Linked DNA regions of Mus musculus: region 2 is linked to region 1. The links are chromatin loops, found by intact Hi-C in ENCODE. Cell type or tissue: gastrocnemius. All regions are shown on one strand. Links, peaks and the distances in the headings refer to the core of each region. The heading gives the core; the rest is flanking DNA.

Region 1 (2,929 bases), core at 193-2,692:
AGAAACTTAGAATACCCAAGACACAAGATACAATTTGCAAAACACATGAAACTCAAGAATAACAAAAACCAAAGTGTGGACACTTTGCCCCTTCTTAGAATTGGGAACAAAACACCCATGGAAGGAGTTACAGAGACAAAGTTTGGAGCTGAGACTAAAGGATGGACCATATAGAGACTGCCATACCCGGGGATCCATTCCATAATCAGCCTCCAAATGCTAACACCATTGCATACACTAGCAAGATTTTGCTGAAAGGACCCTGATATAGCTGTCTCTTGTGAGGCTATGCTGGGGCCTAGCAAACACAGAAGTGGATGCTCACAGTGAGCTATTGGATGGAACACAGGGCCCCCAATGGAGGAGCTAGAGAAAGCACCCAAGGAGCTAAAGGGTTCTGCAACCCTATAGGTGGAACAACAATATGAACTAACCAGTACCCTCAGAGCTCATGTCTCTAGCTGCATATGTATCAGAAGATGGCCTAGTCGGCCATCATTGGGAAGAGAGTCCCCTTGGTCTTGCAAACTTTATATGCCTCAGTACAGGGGAACGCCAGGGCCAAGAAGTGGGAGTGGGGGGGGGGAGTGGGAGTGTCTTGGGGACTTTTGGGATAGCATTTGAAACGTAAATGAAGAAAATATCTAATTAAAAAATGTGAAGGAAAAAAAAAAGAGAGGAGAGAAGGAAGCACATGCATCAACCAGAAGTCATAGGAGGGGATAGGAATAAAGAAACTGGATTCCTGAACAGGGGAAAAAAAAAAAAGATTAGTTTTATGGTATTGTCTGCCATGTCTACTATCTTAGGGTGTTATCTCAATGATGGCCCAGCATGCATACTTGTAAGTGTTCTGTCAAAGAACCATCAGGAGTTGATTGTAGATTCATTGCAGAAGCTCAGCCATACCCTGGATTGTTTCTCTATGTAAGGAATGGTTCAGAAAGTTTGGCTTCCAAAGGCCACAGAATAAATGATCTCACTGGTAATTAGAATAGAAGAAATATAAAATACTCAAAAGAGGTCTGAAAAATTGTTAATCTGGATCTGTATATTAAAGACATTGAAGTGGAACCATGATAAAAGAATCGAGTCATGGTACTGAAATCTAATAGGATACAATTCATGCTGCACACAAGCTTTGGTGTAATGATGTAAAGTGTGTCTATACTCTCATACTCTCCTACACGTTAGGAGAATTGCACCAGAAGGATTGATGTTTAGCTTAGGACTGAAAATTAAGAACTACTAAATTCCTCAAATAATATGGTGCTTCATTTCTTTAATGGTCTGTGTGATGTCACAGGTCATTAACTAAGAGGTTATTTGGGATTATATTAGAATGTTGTTCTATGTACATGTATGAGGGATTATATTATAAGAATATTTGCAATATTGAAGTGCTAACCCAAAGTATAATATCATTCATAAAAAAATAAATGAACAATCCAAGATCAAAATTTGTTATGGAAAAGTTTGGTCTAAAGCTCACTTACAGTATAATATGAAAGAAAATTCAAATGAAACCTTCCCCATCTCATTTTTAAGGTAGACAATTTTCCTTTACATATTGCAGCAGATCAATTGCATATCTAGGCATTTTCTATTATATCCTCCATTTTATATTTCTGAAAGAAAGGATGGCATAATACATCTATAAGAAAAATATGCCAATTTTAAGGTAAGCTGTCAACATTAAATGAGATCAGGAGCATTGTATCACATACTCTAAATAAAATGAAAAAAGTCTCAATGTACAAGTCTATTTCTATGTCATATTAAAAGAATAAAAATAAAAGATAATGACTGAAATTATTATTGCACAAAAATTGGACTTCTGCTTTATACACAAAAATATTCATATATATTAGAAAGTGGCTGGCCATAGAGAGTAGGAAAGAGGCAGGCATTGTATTTCTCAGGTAAGCAAACGTTCCCTGACCTCTAACACATCATTTATCATAAAAGGCAACAGGGATCCTGTTTAGAAAACATGTCAGAACAGCTGTAAATTTCACAAAATTCCAATGAGAATAACTACTAAATCATTCTGCCTACGAAACCTTCCATTTAAGGGTCTATATTTACAAAATCAGTTGCTAGGAAACACAACACAGATGGAAAATGATAACAAAATCTGTGACAGCCCCCTTTCAAGATTTCTTGTAAAAAGCTAATTTTAAGTGATTTTTTTTCAAGTTGCGGATATTTATATGTGTATATACAATTAAGATATTTAGTGTTAGGTACTAATAGAATTTCATAGATCAGAACAAGACTAGCTTTTAAAATATGAAAACTATCGTTTTATTTAAAATTATATGTTTCATAATATTGATATGAGAATATCTTTTTTCATTTCAAACACTATTTTCATGGATTTTCTCATATGAATTCTACGCAATTCTACACTTCTACACTTCACAAACTGCTTATGAATTGATTTTTATTAGTCTAGTCTGCAAGACCTGATACATGAGCTTCACTCACTTTCTAAAAAGAATATTCCTTCTGTGTTAGCCACAGACATAGCTATGTTGAGAATGTATGGAGTCAAGAATTAAGACCAACCTTGTTCTCATTGAGGTCATGTTGTAATGGAAAGAAGCTGACAGTAAACATAGAATCTATAGTACATGACTTTTGTTAACTGCTGTGAGAAAGCATCAAACATGGTAGAGAAAATATGTACTTATCTAATCAGGTGGTATTTGAAGAGAGCCACCATCAAAAAAGGGAGTGACCTCCTCAATGTGAAGGGCATTCAAAGCCAAGGTAGTGGAACATTGAGGTTGTGCCTTTTCCACTGTTTTCACAATTAACACAGGACAGGGAGGGCAGAGTGAATAAAAGAGCCAGCTGTAAGGTACATAGGAGAAGGGATGGGATTTGAAACCATATAAGATCTTCCAGGGTGTAAGGAAAGAAT
Region 2 (2,929 bases), core at 101-2,600, 310 kb after region 1:
AAGGAGCAGAGTTGTTGGCAGTTTTTAATGATATAAATTCATTTTATCTGTTAAAGGTTTTAACTTCTTAAATTTTCCAATAAGATAGTTTCACTTCTTTGTCTCCACAATATCAGTTAAGTTCATTGAGTCTTTACTGGAAATATTCTAGAAGCTATAATTCAGCTTCAAATATTAGGAAAAAAATTAAAGAATCACATGAAAACATATTGTACATTTGATTCAAATAGCAAAGCTGACTGAGCATATATTATTTGACAGACATGATTTTTGGTGATAGGCATACACACAAAAACAGCGCGCGCACACACACACACACACACACACACACACACAGGCACACTTGTCGGGGTGCGTATCAATGTGAGCAATCTTACCAGTCCTAACCCCAGTTTAAACTCTGTTGGATCTTCTTCCAGTATATCTACATATCACAAGCAACTTTAGAGGAAAATTATGAATATGTAAATATTACCTATCCTGCATTCTGGAAGCTAGAAAAAGAAAAAAGAAAAAAACATTATCTGTTTCCTTAGACCCAACCAGTGTTCCCCTTCTTTTGGATGCAGTATAGATGTCTAATCCACGGTCCCATTTCTTTTGTTAACATAACCCAGACCTTAGTATGGCTGATACTTGTAGAGTCACATGTCAGGTTATATGTAAATGATCAAGACTCATGTAGTAAATTTACTATCCAAAAGAAACCATCCAGCCCATCACCCAACCCCCATATTGTCTTTGGATTTGAATTAATTATACAATAAGCTCCACTTTGCATCTTGCCAACTGTAATGGGACCAACCTAAGCTCATCCAGGGAGGCCTCCAAGGAATTGATACTTGCTTAAAGTCCCCAAGACACCCCTTAGTTAATTCCCCGGTGCAGATTCCTGTAGCTATACAAAGCAGTTTAACTTCAGGAATGATCATTGAATGTATTTCCAGAACTGAGAAATCCCCTGGCTTACTCACACTAACAGCTTAACCAGTGTGCATCTTCCAAACTGTTTGCCCTCGAGGAGACCCCACTCCTTTGTGTCTTCATGTAGGTCATGTATGTTAATCTATAATGGGGAAAAAAAGCAGGGCCCATGTAAATCAAATTTGTGGTCTTTCCCACATATAAGGAGCCATCCTTATTCCCATTTCTCTCTGTGATCAGTATACATAGAACTAGTCTATCTGGAAAATTCTTTTTTCTATCTGGAAGCATGGGTAGACTTCTTAGTGGAGGTCATTCTTCAAGATTAGACTTCTTCTTAATCAAACAAGGAGAGAGAAATGTGTTGCTTCTATACCAACCAATCAGAAGTAATTAGAGAACATTTAGCCATGGTCAGGAAAAAACAACAACAACAAAAAACCTTAAGGAAAGAGAAAAGAGACACCAAGGCTCTGACAACTAGTATCCATCCTTGTTCTGCTGATCCTCCAGGTTAACTAACTACTCTATTTACAGGAATTGTTGGACCATTAATCATTTTGTTCCTAGCCCTCACAATAGGGCCTTGCTTGCTTAACTGCCCACTTAACTATGTAAAGTAGAGTGAGGATACCGGTAAGTTGTTGGTACTGAGGGTACAATATCCCTGCCACAATATGAGTCCATGATTGGTCTCCTGCCAAAAGAACCATTGAGGAATCTGACGGGCCCCTAGACATTGGCCTAAATGCTGCCGTGTTTGCAGGCACCATTCTGACCTTGAAACCTAGCAGGTAGGCCCCAAAACCTATCAAAACAAACAAAAAGACCTACTCCACAGTCCCAGGAAAGTCCCTGAGTAAAAGTCCCTAAGTCCAGTCAGGTGCAAGGGAGGCCAGCAACTAGGCCAGAACCTTATCCAAAACCACCTACCCCACCTCCAGGGTGGGTACTCTGTGAAAGAGCCAGTAACCCTGAGAGAGAGTCAGGCCACTGATGCCCTGCTGGGGACCAGGATTATGTCTGTGGCACTATAGGTCATATTACTACAAGGCAGACATCATAATCCATACTGCAGCCTGAAGCCATATCCATAGGCCTTGCAGCTGCGTATGCACAGGACAGGGGACATATAATGATGTAAGCGGCCTGTTACATCAGGTGATATGTGGGTCCTTGCTGCTGCATAGAATCACGTCTGGATCCCATGCCCTACTGAAGCCAGGGTCCATGTTATGTCTACAGTCCGAGTTACCACAAAAGACCATGCAGAAATCCACATGTGCTGCAAGTGGGGGCTTTATTAATGTCCAGAAACGAGGTAGTGGGCAGCCTATGAAGGCACTGTCTTGGTTCGTGTCTTACTGCTGCAGGGAATGTTGTGGTCTGCGCTATTGCCAGAAACTGAGTGGAGACTACATTTGCTGGGATGTGGATGATGACACATACAGATAAGAGACATGAAAGGCTTCTGTGACAATCCCTCACCCACACACCAAGGCCTCCTCTCTGAAAAAAAAAAAGTAATAGCCTAGACAGGAAGTTACCAAAAAGTGCTCTTAAAATGCGTGACAGATATGCTGAGGAATAGTTCTCCATTACTGATGGCTTCTGGCAGAGGTGTAGGAGGAAAAGGACTCAGTTCTATTTAAGAGGAAGCCATTGAGAGTTTGACTGTCCTCCAGTGGGTGTATAGATAACACAAAGTGATCTTGGGGATTGTTTGTTTGTTTGTTTGTTTGGTTGGTTGGTTGGTTGGTTGGTTGGTTGGTCTGTTGGTTGGCTGGTTGGCTGGCTGGTTGGTTGGTTGGTTGGTTGGTTGGTTGGTTGGGTTGGGTTGGGTTTCTATTTTCTTTTACTCTAATTTCTTATATTTTAATCTCTTCTGCAGTGCATATTCACAAGGGGCTATAGACATGGAAAGACTGGGAAGGGATTGTGATCAGGGTGCATGATGTGGCACTCCCAATGAATTAAATACAACTTTTCTGTGGGAGAAAAAAAA

What was found. A loop is a pair of places that touch in the nucleus more often than their neighbours do. Peaks named below come from ENCODE experiments on the same cell type or tissue, not always from the same donor. Only the 100,000 strongest peaks of a DNase experiment are listed, where the experiment ranks them.
Region 2: it touches region 1 in a loop (8-fold over the local background); 2 of 42 quality-filtered maps call a loop at or near these places.

The regions. Positions count from the first base shown.
Region 1 is chr1:149,366,010-149,368,938 of GRCm38, forward strand. No RefSeq gene overlaps it. Among named protein-coding and RNA genes, the nearest start is that of Gm29398, 82 kb to the right of the region's middle. In gastrocnemius, for the core only: no CTCF peak of the experiment used is centred there; no DNase peak of the experiment used is centred there.
Region 2 is chr1:149,681,007-149,683,935 of GRCm38, forward strand. No RefSeq gene overlaps it. Among named protein-coding and RNA genes, the nearest start is that of Gm23535, 25 kb to the right of the region's middle. In gastrocnemius, for the core only: no CTCF peak of the experiment used is centred there; no DNase peak of the experiment used is centred there.